Linked DNA regions of Homo sapiens: region 2 is linked to region 1. A link is a contact called in ENCODE Hi-C or POLR2A ChIA-PET data. All regions are on one chromosome and are shown on one strand. The core of a region is the stretch at or near the end of the contact, and the rest is flanking DNA. Distances in the headings are between cores, read along the strand shown. Region 1 overlaps LOC105376381 (a long non-coding RNA gene). Region 2 has its middle 5.7 kb from the start of IL2RA.

Region 1 (5,989 bases), core at 1,806-4,305:
AGGGGCAGATACAGGCCACACTCTACAGCCAGCAGTCAACACACCCATCCCCCAGAGGATGGTCCTGGGCCCAGACCTGGCAGAGAATGCAGGGAGACCCTCCGGGAGGGGCTCGCCCAGGGCCAGGGACCCAGTCGTCTGGAGACAGTCAGATGAAGCCTGCACGGGTTGACTTCTCTCTGTCATTCAGCTGTGCGTTTGGGGGCACCTGCTGGTATATGGCAGTGTGCACCATGGAGGGTGTGAAAATGAACTCAGAGTTTGCGCCTCAGGTTCCCAGAGGACTTTGCTCATGTCCCATACGGCCACTCACCCTGCATCCTATGTGTTTACAGAATTCTCCAACCCAGCATTCAGATCCAACTACATCTCCTGAGCCCCCAGCCCAGGCCCTGGCCCATGCCAGGCATGCAGGGGCTGGATGAATAAGACAGAGTCCAAGCCTGCAGGACTAAAGGCCCTGCCCAAGGGTAACACAGGCCCTCGAAGCCATGGCGTCCAGCAATAGGACAGTGTCACCCACTAGTTGGGGAGCCACAGGACCTCTGGAGGGGTGAGGGTGCCCGGAGGGTGCATGAGATGCTTCGGAGGGAAAGTGACTTCCCAGGAAGCCCTTGGACAAGGCTGGGAGCCTCCACTGCAGAGAGGGGAGGAAGAGGGTCCCAGGTGAGGAGAAATGAATGTAAAGGGCTCCGGAGCAATGGGGACAGGCGGCCACGCAGCGCTGGAGCAAGACGTGCACGGAGGAGCCAGGAGGTGACGGGAAGGGCCCTGGAGCAGGTGCCAAGGAGGCCGGACGCCCTGTGGGCCGTGTCCCTCCTGCCCTGTGCTGCGGTCCTCACACCACCAGTGACCACAGCAGGAGTAACGACGCCCAGCTTCACTGTGGGCCGGGCGCGGGACAGGCGTTGCTTTGAGCCTTTTTCTGGAATTGATCCTTTAATCCTCACAAACGCTCTGTGGGGAGATCCCTCTATTTTACAGATGAGGAAACCCAGTCTCAGAAAGGCTGAGCTGGCATCCCAAAGTTGAGGAGCCCAAGATGGCAGAGTGACTCCAAGCCCTGCCCCTCTCCTTGCGTCCCCCCACCCCCGTCCTCCTCTCCTGGTGTTACCCTCCAGGTCCCCTTCGCCTGGCATTCCCCCTACAGGTCTCCACCTCCTGGTGTCCCACTCAGGTGCACTCTCCTGGTATCCTCCCAGGTACCCCTCTCCTGGTAAAACCCAGGTCCCCCTCTCCTGGTGTCCCCCGCCATCCTCCTCTCCTGGTATACCCCCAGATCCCCCTCTCCTGGTATCTCCCCCCAGATCCCCCTCTCCTGGTGTCCCCCTCCAGACCCTCCTCTCCTGGTGCCCCTCCCGTCCACAGGCACTGCAGGCAACCCCTCCACTCCCGACCATGGCTCCAGCCCTCCCACTGGCTATACCTCCACACTGGGCCCATTGCACAGCTAGCTCTCGGGTTGGACAGACATCTGATGGCCACATCCCTGTGGAGGGAAGTGTCTCTAAAGGACACACGGTCCCTGAGGGATGTCTTGTGGTGTTCTGTTGTCAGACCACCAGGTCCCACCAGCAGCCATGCCTGTATCTCTTTATCCTCTTGGTCCTGACCCCTTTGTTCTGGTCTGAACATGGCCACTGCTCCTGGAGCCCCAGTGAGGGGAACCAGAGACCACGGCCACTGTCTCCCAGGGTTCCCAAAACCCAAACAATGGGGGCCGCCTTGGTGTGCGTGAGCCCTCCCTCCTCCTCCCTCAGAGTCTCACAAGTCCTCCACAAAGCAGCTGCTTCTGCCTCACAGAACCATTTATGGGGCCAGTTACTGGACTGCTACCTATGACCTTCCATCTCCACCCCAGAACCGAAGCACAAAACTCCCACCTCATTGCTCCCTGACCCAGACGAAAATTCCTCCCCTCTCAGCCAGAGAGGAGTGAGTGAGGGTATCTGAGGCTCTGTCTCGGTTTAGCCTCAAACAAAGGAACTGTCTCTGTGCAATTATTCAATATGAATTGTCAATGTCTATTTCCCCCGTTGTCTTCTTTTCAAACTTTACTAGGCATAGTCATAGAAACTTAAATTTCCTCCCTACCTAGCAATTCTAATAAAAAGCTTTGGTCAGTTATACACTGAAATTTTTAAGGCTGGAATGGTGGGTCATCTAGATTTGCCAAGAAACAGCATGGGGGATTATGGGGAATATTGATAAAATAAGGTTAATTAGGAATTGAAAGCTGTTGATGATAGTGTACACAGAAGCTTATCGCCATATTCTGTTTGCCATTATGAATGCGCAAAATCTTCCAGCAAAATGTGGATGAGAAATAAATAAATAAAGTAAGAATGCTGTTGGGGCGAGAGGCTCCAATGCATGGCAGCACCACCGTTTGGGGGTTCTCTCTTTATTTCATTTCTCCACGTGATCTCTGGCACCCTAGTAACCAAGATTTGGCTGGCTGTGTGTTCCTAATCCAACAAAACCAGCCAGAGCTGGAATTGAAGTCTTCGAGGTGGAGTGAACCCCAGTGAGCCCACCCCAGGGCTGCCCCCCCAGGTCCGCCTCACAGACCCACTTCTGCAGCCCCCCGTCAGGTCCCCCTCACAGACCCACTTCTGCAGCCCCCTGTCCAAGTCGCTGCCCCAGGTCTGGACACGGGCTGGAGGGTCATCGTGGTAGTTGCCTCTGAGTCAGCAAAACGCTGCTGTCACCTGTGAGGTCTGCAGTGCGTCTCAGAGGAGTGAGGTCCTGGAGGGGTCCTGCCAAGCCGAGATGCCGGAAATGGGGAGCTGCCGGGGAGGGGAGATGGGAGGTTGGAAAACGGTGTCATGGGAGTTCTCTCCTGGGCCTTTAAAGTGCCCATTCTCAGACAGAGGAGTCCAGAGGGACGTCTGGAAGCTTGGTTTGGAAGAAATTCCAGACTTCCCTGGGCAGCCAAGGCATTCTCTAGCTTTCTACGATCCAGGCCTGGCCCCTGCCTCATAAATCTCGCAGGAAGCGCTCTCAGGAAGGACGCTACTGGCCTGGGGCAGCCTCGGAGTTGAATGAAGATGGTTTGACTCTGAGAATGACTGGCCCCAGCCAGATTCCCCGTGGGGCAGCCCGTCTGTTTGGAAGTCTCCTTCCCCGCCGGGCCTGCACACCCACCCCTCCTGCCACATCAGCCCCAATATCTCTGCATTGAGCCCAGTGGGCACCTTCCCTTCCGTTGCTCAGAGAGCTTCAGAGACAGACCCTTACTCCTGCATTGATGTCCATCCAAGGGACGGGGCTCAGGCTGTCCCTTCCAGCTCACGAAATAGGTGCAGAGCCAGGCAGAGCAGCCCAAGTGTGACTCACACCCCGCCAGGTCCCGTGGGCACTTTCTCAGCAGGGTTGTGGGGGCAGCAACTCCATCCACTTTCCTCTGTCCCCTCACCCGCCCACCACTGCCCACGGCCAGAGTCACTGGAGCAGCCTCCATTCCGTCCCTGCACGGCAGTCACCATGATCTCTCCAAACCACAAGTCAGGGTGTTGCCTCTGCTTACAAGCCTTTGGTGACTGCCTGCCGTCTCAGACATGCTCAGCAGCAGTCACACTCACCGCCCCGTCATGCCTGTCTCTCACCGTCCTCCCGGCTCGCTCTCCTCTCACCAGGCTTAACGGCCACACTTCCTGGGGCACTTCTGTGACCCCAGGGCCCGGCTGGTGCCCTTCCACGGTGGTGCTTCACCACCTTGCAATTGCTGGTTTACATCCCTGATCACCCAGACTAAACGTGAAGGGCCAGGACTGTGCTGAAAGTCCTGAAACCCAGAGATGAGAGCTCAGCTCAGACCGCACGTGATGCCTCGGTGTGGACATGTGCCCAGCTGAGCGTGCAAGCCCCTAATGGCCGCTCAGCAATGCTTGTGTTTTCTCCCTTGAAACTCTGGAGCAACTGCAGCCAAACATCCTCTGCTCACTCTGTTTGTATCTCTGTCCTCTAAATCAGCCCTCTGACTTCCTCCCCGCCTGCGATGAGACTGTGAAGGAATAACAACATCCGGAGGAGATTGTGCCCCAACTTGGCTGTCGAAGGGGCCTCATCAGCCACCTTCATGGCCCAGACGGTCAAAGGCTGACCCCACAGAGTAAGGCTGGCCCTAGGAAGAGTGGGTGCTGGGCAAGGTCCACCGTGTGCCGCAAGATCCCCCATTTAATGCAAACAACATCTCAATGAAAGATAGCATCAAAGACGGCAGTCTGAAGCCCAGGGAAGGGCGTGGACTTTGAAGTTGGGCAGGTTTGAGTTTAAGTGTTGTTTTGCCACTTCTGCTGTCTGTACCATCTTGGCAATCTGTAAAATGCATATAACACCTCGTGTGTTAGGGTGGGTCCTTGCTGCAATAACAAACAACCCCAGATCTCAGTAACTGCGTGCAATGAAACACCTGCTTCTCCCTCACACGAAGCCGAATGTGATGGTTTCTAGTTACATGGTTCTCTTGGGTGGGCTTCTCCCAGGCCGCAGCTCCACTGAGCTCCATAGTCCCCCGCTGGATCTCCTGCCCTAAAGTGGTCAACAGATGAAGAGAGACGGTGTGAGTATTGGGCAGGAGGTTTCTGGGGCAGCCTGGAGGTGGTGTCCTCCAGCATCACTCCCAGGGGCCCCGGCTGCAAGCAGGACATGCTGAAGCTGCAGTGTTCTGGGAAAGACATAGCCCCGCTTCTGCCACACCTGCCTGGCAGAATTGTCATGTTTTAGGGGACGGCTCGTAAAATGGCTTAACAGGCTCTTGGCCCAGGGACTGCTAGAATAGTGAGTTTCCTTCTTCTCTTCGCCTTTGGTGATGTTGGGGCTGGAAGATTTCTAGAATGAGCTGTGTCTGTAAAGAAGCCTCAAGTCTTTTTTTTTAAGCACCCGCGGATGAGGCTTTTTGAGGCACTAGCCGGGCATCAGAGGCCCAGGGAAGTTCAAGGGTTCACCCTGATTGGCCTGAACATCTGGGAAGTTCTGGGCTGAGCACGATGACAAATGTGCCTCCCACCCCCACCATCCACACTCATCTACCCACACACACGGGTTCTGTCCTGCCCCGAAGGAAGATGGTTTCAGGATGACTGGATTTCTGAATTTCCTCCGTGCAGATTAAGGAGGCTTAAGAAGCCCGCCTGTTGGGAGGAAGCCTCCGACCGGAGCTGCTCTGGCTGGGAAGGGGTGGCTCAGGGTGGTGCCTGCTGTTCAGCCAGGCTCCCCGAGGCAGGTGGGATGAGACACCTGGGTGGGGCGGGCAGAAGCTCAGAGTCTGCACGGTGCCAGGGAGGATGATGAGGGCGAGGATGGATGAGCCCACAGGGGTGCATACTCCACCTCCCGAAAACACAAGGAGCTCAGCGGCTGCACACACAGGCAGCACAGAAAAGAACAATGGGGCAACTCGAGGGCGTTCTGAGGGTACCTCTTGCCTACATCACCTGGTTTTAGTCATCTCCCACGTGCCTGCCTTCAGGCTGATGGACTTCTGTGAGATCCCTGGGTTGCTGGCTTTGAAAGCCACTGGGTACCGACCACCCACATCTTGGCAGGGGAGCTCCCATTGCTAACATTGCTTCATAAAGTGCCACTGGAGAACAGCTGTTGAGTGGTGACCAGCCCCCAAGGAGTCAACCGCCTTTCCCACCCCCAACTCACCAGAGTCCCATGAGGACACCCCACACTCAAACCCAATCTGGACAAAACTGTCAAGGACCCTAACCCAGGCGTGCCCCCCACCTTCTCATCCAGCTCCCTTTGACTCACTTGGGTGGTCGCAGCCGCCGGCTGTGATTTCTGGCCCATGCCTAGTTATTTTAAAGGCCAAATTTTCACAGCCATGCAACAGGCCCTTATCTCCAGGCCTTCAGATGCTCCCATGTGGCTTGTTTGATTCTCCTTCATATCAGCCCTCTCTCAAGACTCAAATTTCATTTCAAACCAAATTTCTCTTTTCTCCATTCTGTTGACTGGGCATCACCATGGCAACCCC
Region 2 (5,989 bases), core at 2,240-4,739, 500 kb after region 1:
CATGTGACTTTATAGTAGAATGATTTCTATTCCTTTGGGTATATACCCAGTAATAGGATTGCTGGGTCAAATGGTATTTCTGATTTTAGATGCTTGAGGAATCGCCATACTGTCTTCCACAATGGTAAAAACTCTTTTCTTAATTTGATAGAACCTTTGGTTTCCCTCCTTGGAAAAAATGCACATCAGCACATACTCTGGATAAATCCGTAGGAAGTTTCAGGAGCATTATGGGCAGTTTGTTTTGTTTTGCTCTGTTTTGTTTGAGATGGGGTTTCTGGAGTGCAGTGTTGCCATCTCAACTCACTGCAGCCTCTACCTCCTTGACTCAAGTGATCCTCCCACTTCAGCCTCTCAAGTAACTGGGACCACAGGCATGCACCACCAGGCCTGGCTAATTTTTTTTGTAATTTTTGTAGAGATGGGGTTTTGTCATGTTGCCCAGGCTGGTCTCAGACTCCTGGACTCAAGCGATCCTCCCACCTCAGCCCTGCAGAGTACTGGGATTACAAGTGTGAGCCACCACACCCAGCGGTTGTGGGCACTCTGAACTTCAAAGGTCCAAGGATCTCAGGTTAAGGTGTCAAACTGTGGGCCTCTAGAGGATAGCCCTATGTCCAGTTTATCTGTGAACTTACGTCACCTAACAAAGTGCATAACACATATGGGTGTCCAACCACTATGTATGAAGCCACATGTGCATACAAATATAACTAGCATATACTAAAGCAGTTTCAGACAAATTCTTTGTGAGGCAAATTCAAAGTTTTGTTTCAAACCTGCTGCAAGGAGGTAATTTCCAATAAGTCCGGTTCAAAGATTTCTTTCCTAGTAGAGGGTTTTTTTTTTTTTTTTTTTTTTTGAGGAAAGTTATCTAGATAACATTGGTAGATTAAGTTCAAGAAAGGAACAAGTTCAAGAAAGGAACATTTGGTTAAAAGTAACTAGGTTCATCCAGGGACAGCCGGTCAACAGTGCAAGCTGAGTCTCACTTCATCAGGAAATTGCTCAATTCTATTATCAGAAATGTTTGGTACTTCCTAGAAGAAACTGCTCAGAACAGCGGACAACAAATTTCTGACCTAGACTGCCTTCCCTTAGGTTTAAGACCACTTTCTTTCTAGACGTACAGTGGGGTGAATACTAATGATTATGGTAAGAAGAGCAATTGAAATGTAGGAGGGAAAAGTTGTTGAGCTGATGTGATCAGGAAAGGCCCACGTATTGTCCTTGAAGGATGGATACGGCCTTGGTAGGTGGTTCCTGAGGAAGCAGAGTGTGGTCCATAGTTAACCAGAAGTAGAGAGGGGTAGAAGCTAAGGGCAGAAATATCAGCTGGATTCAGAGTCAGGTGGACCTCGAAAAACAGAATAAGATCTATGGACTTCAGCCACTGAAGCTGTCTAACCCAGGCGGGACATAGCCAAGTGATGTGATGATGAGGCCGAGCTGGTGTGGTGTGCAGGGAAGATTGAGGCATAGAGATGCTGAAATACTCTTCAGGAAGGAAATCATAAGGACTGGAGGAAGGTGAAATAAATTGGAATGGCAAGGAGGCTTGATGCCAGAATATCAGGCAAAGGGAAAATGCAGTTGGTAATGCCTGGATGTGGGGCAAGAAGCGGGGAACAGAATTTGTGAGCTTTGGCGAGGAGAAAATTCACTGATTTGAGCTCATCAAATGGATTGGCGAAATTCAAGTGTGTGAGGCTGAGGTTAGGGGATGGCAGAGAGGCAGTAGCATTTGTGAACAGGAGTTAGTTGTTCACTTGGGTTGTTCTCTTGTTCCTACAATGTTGGACAGTCCTTGAAGACAGCATTTATTATCCAGACAACTCTAAAGCTTGACTTGCCACCCCCCTAGCCCCAACCACAAGAACGAGTTTTCAGCTTGCAACAAAAATCATTTCTGTTTATTAGAGTCTAGATTGGGGAGCAGGGGCAAAGAGTAGAGGAAAAAAGGGGAGAGGTGGTGAGGAATCAATCACCTTTCATTTTCCTTTACTTACCCTTGGGGCTTGTTAACGGTCACTTCCACAATGCCCATAGAACCGGCCGAGCACGATGGCTCACGCCTGTTATCCCAGCACTTTGGGAGGCCGAGGCAGGCAGATCACCTGAGGTCAGGAGTTTGAGACCAGCCTGGCCAACATGGTGAAACCCTGTCTCTACTAAAAATACAAAAATTTGCCGGGCTTGGTGGCACATGCCTGTAATTCCAGCTACTTGGGAGGCTAAGGCAGGAGACTTGCTTGAACCTAGGAGGTGGAGATTGCAGTGAGCCAAGATCACACCGCTGCACGCCAGCCTGGGGGACAAGGGCAAAAGTCTGTCTCAAAAAAAAAAAATGCCTGTAGAACCAAGTGGCACAGATGCCCGTATGAAATGAATAACCATGAATAATTGAATGCAGAAAAAAAAAGGAAGGAGGAAGGATGGGATAAGGAAGAAGGTAGGAGAGAAGTGAACGCAGAGGGAAATGGTGAGCCCCACTTGGTGATGGGCACCATAGCTTGCTCACTTTGACTGTTGAGGACGTGTCACTCTGGAGACTACAGGCTGCCAAGAGGACCTCTGTGCTGAATCCCGTAAGGACTGTTTTCAGGGATTAAAACACTGGTGCTCTGAGGCTCACTTGGTGTGGTGGTATAACATGCAAATGAGAGGTGCCCAGGGCAAGAAAACTTGCTCTATAGAATAAAAGAAATGCTGGCCGATTAGGGAGAAGTCATGCTGAGGAGAGTGGCAGAGAAAGGACCCAGAGTGGGAAGAGCAGGGCAGCTCTGGAGAAATAATAAAGAGCTTGGAAGAAAATTTTAAAATCATTTGAAGATAAGAGTTTGCAATATGCTTTGCAATGTTAACTCTTCTCCCCAACAGCCCACAAAAATCTTGAGTAAAATTCCCATTTTGTCTTCATGCATTTTGGAGTTGAACGAGCTTTGAGGACATTTGAAACATGGAGCATGACTTCCTCTGTGAGCCAGGACTAGTGGGAAGCCTGTTTAGTCCACGAATAATGGGGTTTCTCCCATTTTCCTCCTGTTGCTGTCCTCTTGACTGGTTCATTGTTTACCAGCATATCTGCCAGGGGAGCACAAGGAAAGGAAAAGGTGAAGCTGAGCGTGGTGGCGCATGCCTATAGTCCCAGCTACTCAGGAGGCCAAGACGTTGAGGTTCGCTTGACCCCAGGAGGTCAAGGCTGCAATGAGCTATGATTGCACCACTGCACTCCAGCCAGGGCCACAGAGCAAGACCTCGCCTCTAAAAAAAAAAAAAAAAAAAAGAAAAAGGAGGGAGTGGGGGAAAGGAAAAGCTGAAACCCAGATCAAAGAATTTCACCTCTGTCACATAATCCATCAATAAACGTTGACTGCAATTAATCAAAGAATTATGCTAGAACCTGTGAGGAGAGCCAAGAAGCTAAAACATAGCCCTGCACTGAGGACGCTCACAGTCTCCTCAAAGAGGAAAAGAAATGGGCCCTCAAAAGGGGAAGTGACCGCTCACGTCTGCAGGGATCCGTTCAGCAATCAGGCCTGCCCTGCACTATACGCTGGCACCACATGAAAGCAGCCTCACTCTCTCATCTTAGACTTTCTTTTCTCTAGAGGAGTGATGTGCTGAGCTGTGGTCTCAGAGCCAAAATCCGAACAGGAGATAACCCTTTGCTTTCTGGGAGCGTGGCAGTGGAAGGACTGAAGCGGTTGCAGAGAGCCTGCTGTTTATGTACTGGATGTTCTTGTTAGGCTTAGTAGGAGGTCATTTTCCCAGGCCTGTGGTGTCCCCCAGGATTTTCTCTCCTTTATCTTGTACACACGGACCTGAAATGTCCACATGAGGTCCCACAAATTACATTTTACTTCGCTCATGCACTCTTGGGTGCACCCTTTAGTATAATTCAATTCAGTGCATATCAACGTAGGATCCAGGAATGGGGAGCTCTGCCCAGGCTCTGGGAGAAGCAAAAACAAACAAAGAAGGGTTTTTGCTCCCCAAGAGCCAGTGATCCACCTGTGGGAATTTGGATTGGAAGCAGAAAGCCCCCAGTTAATTGCAAGCACATCTGTCAAAGTGATAATCCCATCAAAAGCAAATGAACCATTGCAGGATAGCCTGGAGCACGAGGGCCTTCCATCTTTGCTTGTTAAGTGGATGGCGGTTGGATAGATGTTGCTGAGATCGGTGCCTCCCATGGCCGAGAGGCAGGCAAGACACTTCAGATTCTGCCCCAGTTGGCACTATGCAAACAGGGTTATTTCTCTCAAACTGGTATTGAAAGAATGCTGCTGCTAATTCTACGAAATCTACAGGTGCATCCTGTTATTGCGGCACTGAGTTGAATTTCTGCAGTTTGTAATTTCCACCAGATTCTACTAGACAAGGGCACAGGGGTCCCGTGGAAAACCAAAATCCACTATGAATCAAATAACCCAACTCTACTCAAATGTCTAGTTCCCAAGCCACTGTTGACTTGTGGGTTGTGCCACCCAGAAAACACTGGGAGAGAACAGTTGGTTTGTATGAATCATGAACTGAGTCCTCCGTCCCTAACAATTGAAAACTGACTTTGTTAACATTTTGTGGCTTGTGGTGACCAGTGCTGTTGGGTCCCACAGATGTTGTCAGAGGGTCCTCTTTCCATTTGAGTGGAGGACGTGTTTCCTGGGGGGATAGCAGCAAAGCTCCCTGGCCACTTCTGTCATGATTTTAGTTCAGGGATGGATAATAGAGTTTATCTCTCAAGCCAGCACTGATGAGTTACCAATGGCGGCCCAGGACAAGGATTCCAAACCCCCTTTGGAGCTCAGTGGTCTGTGGTCTTTGCAGGGAGGTGAAGGCATGCTTGTGTCACATTTTGTCTAGACGTCTGTACAGCTTTTCAGCTGGCTTCCCTCACTCAAATGTGTCTCTCCACTCCACCATTCTTACCCATTGCTTCCAGTTTAATCTTTTTTTTTTTTGACTGAGTCTTGCTCTGTCGCCCACTGGAATGCAGTGGTGCAATCTTGGCTCACTGCAACCTCTGCCTCCCAGGTTCATGTGATTCTCCTGCTTCAGCCTCCCAAGTAGCTGAGATTACAGGCACCCACCACCATGCCCGGCTAATTTTTTTTTTCAGTAGAGATGGGGCTTCACCACGTTGGCCAGGCTGATCTCAAACTCCTGACCTCAGGTGATCTGCCCACTTCGCCTCCCAAAGTGCTGGGATCACAGGCGTGAGCCACCGTGCCCAGCCCCAATTTAATCTTCTGGAAGAATACTTTTCCCTTATCTACAACGTAACATTTTAGGAGTGTCCATAATGTCTTTGAAATTAAGCCCACATTTCTTAGCCCGGTATTCAAAATCCTTCATAACCTGCCCTGGCCTATCTCTTCAGTATTAATTCTTCGCTATCCTTCATGCTGTCTTTGCCACAAAAATGTTCCCAAGCAGACCAGAGAACAAAATAAAAATCATCAACTGCTCACTGTTCCTGCAACACCGCCTCCTCTTTTCTTGGTTTCCTCTGTTAAATCCATAAGCCCAAAGCTCACTCACTCCTTAACACCCAGCTCCAGTGCTACCCTGCTGAAGGAAGTCTCACCGCATCCCTCCCTCTGGAAGTGCTCCCCCTCCTCTGGGCTGTTCCCTTATCTGCATCTTAGGAATATTGAAAGGAATCACTAGCACTGACTAGGCCCTTACTACATGGCAAGCACTGTGCTGAGAATGTTGCATGTCTCTGCCGCTGACTTCTCACAGCAATCTGGCGGGGCCGGCATGCCATCACTATTTCCATGTTACAAGTGCAGGCATTGCATCTCATTGTGGTTGTGAAACACCCACACTCACATAATTCGTCAGGAGTGGTGTCATGTCTAGGTCCCAGGTCTGTCTAACCCTTACACATGCCACAAGCCCATCACTCTCAGGGCATTTACCAATTGAAAACTGCCTTGTAGCTCTCTGGAGACACGGCTGATCATTCCAATGAGGCTCTATG

Evidence for each region. A loop is a pair of places that touch in the nucleus more often than their neighbours do. ChIA-PET counts read pairs that join two places held with the same protein, here RNA polymerase II (POLR2A). Pooled maps may share reads with other maps.
Region 2: POLR2A ChIA-PET joins it to region 1 with 13 read pairs in activated CD8-positive, alpha-beta memory T cell. The contact joins two enhancer-like sites. A Hi-C loop is called at or near these places in 1 of 37 single-sample maps with no recorded cell type and 1 of 50 pooled maps. POLR2A ChIA-PET finds 5 or more read pairs at or near these places in 2 of 52 experiments (SK-N-SH and activated CD8-positive, alpha-beta memory T cell).

Annotation. Positions count from the first base shown.
Region 1 is chr10:5,560,773-5,566,761 of GRCh38, forward strand. It overlaps LOC105376381 (a long non-coding RNA gene), which reads right to left. Exons shown (of 2, transcript XR_001747274.2): 1 at 5,764-5,989; 2 at 2,389-4,533. Among named protein-coding and RNA genes, the nearest start is that of LASTR, 32 kb to the right of the region's middle. RefSeq lists an enhancer at 1-459 and a silencer at 3,172-3,398. Within about 2 kb of position 3,056, at least 4 of the 41 ENCODE cell types and tissues checked have a DNase peak (open chromatin) inside an H3K27ac peak, as active enhancers do.
Region 2 is chr10:6,065,047-6,071,035 of GRCh38, forward strand. No RefSeq gene overlaps it. Among named protein-coding and RNA genes, the nearest start is that of IL2RA, 5.7 kb to the left of the region's middle. RefSeq lists silencers at 706-906, 3,575-3,664. Within about 2 kb of position 3,490, at least 6 of the 41 ENCODE cell types and tissues checked have a DNase peak (open chromatin) inside an H3K27ac peak, as active enhancers do.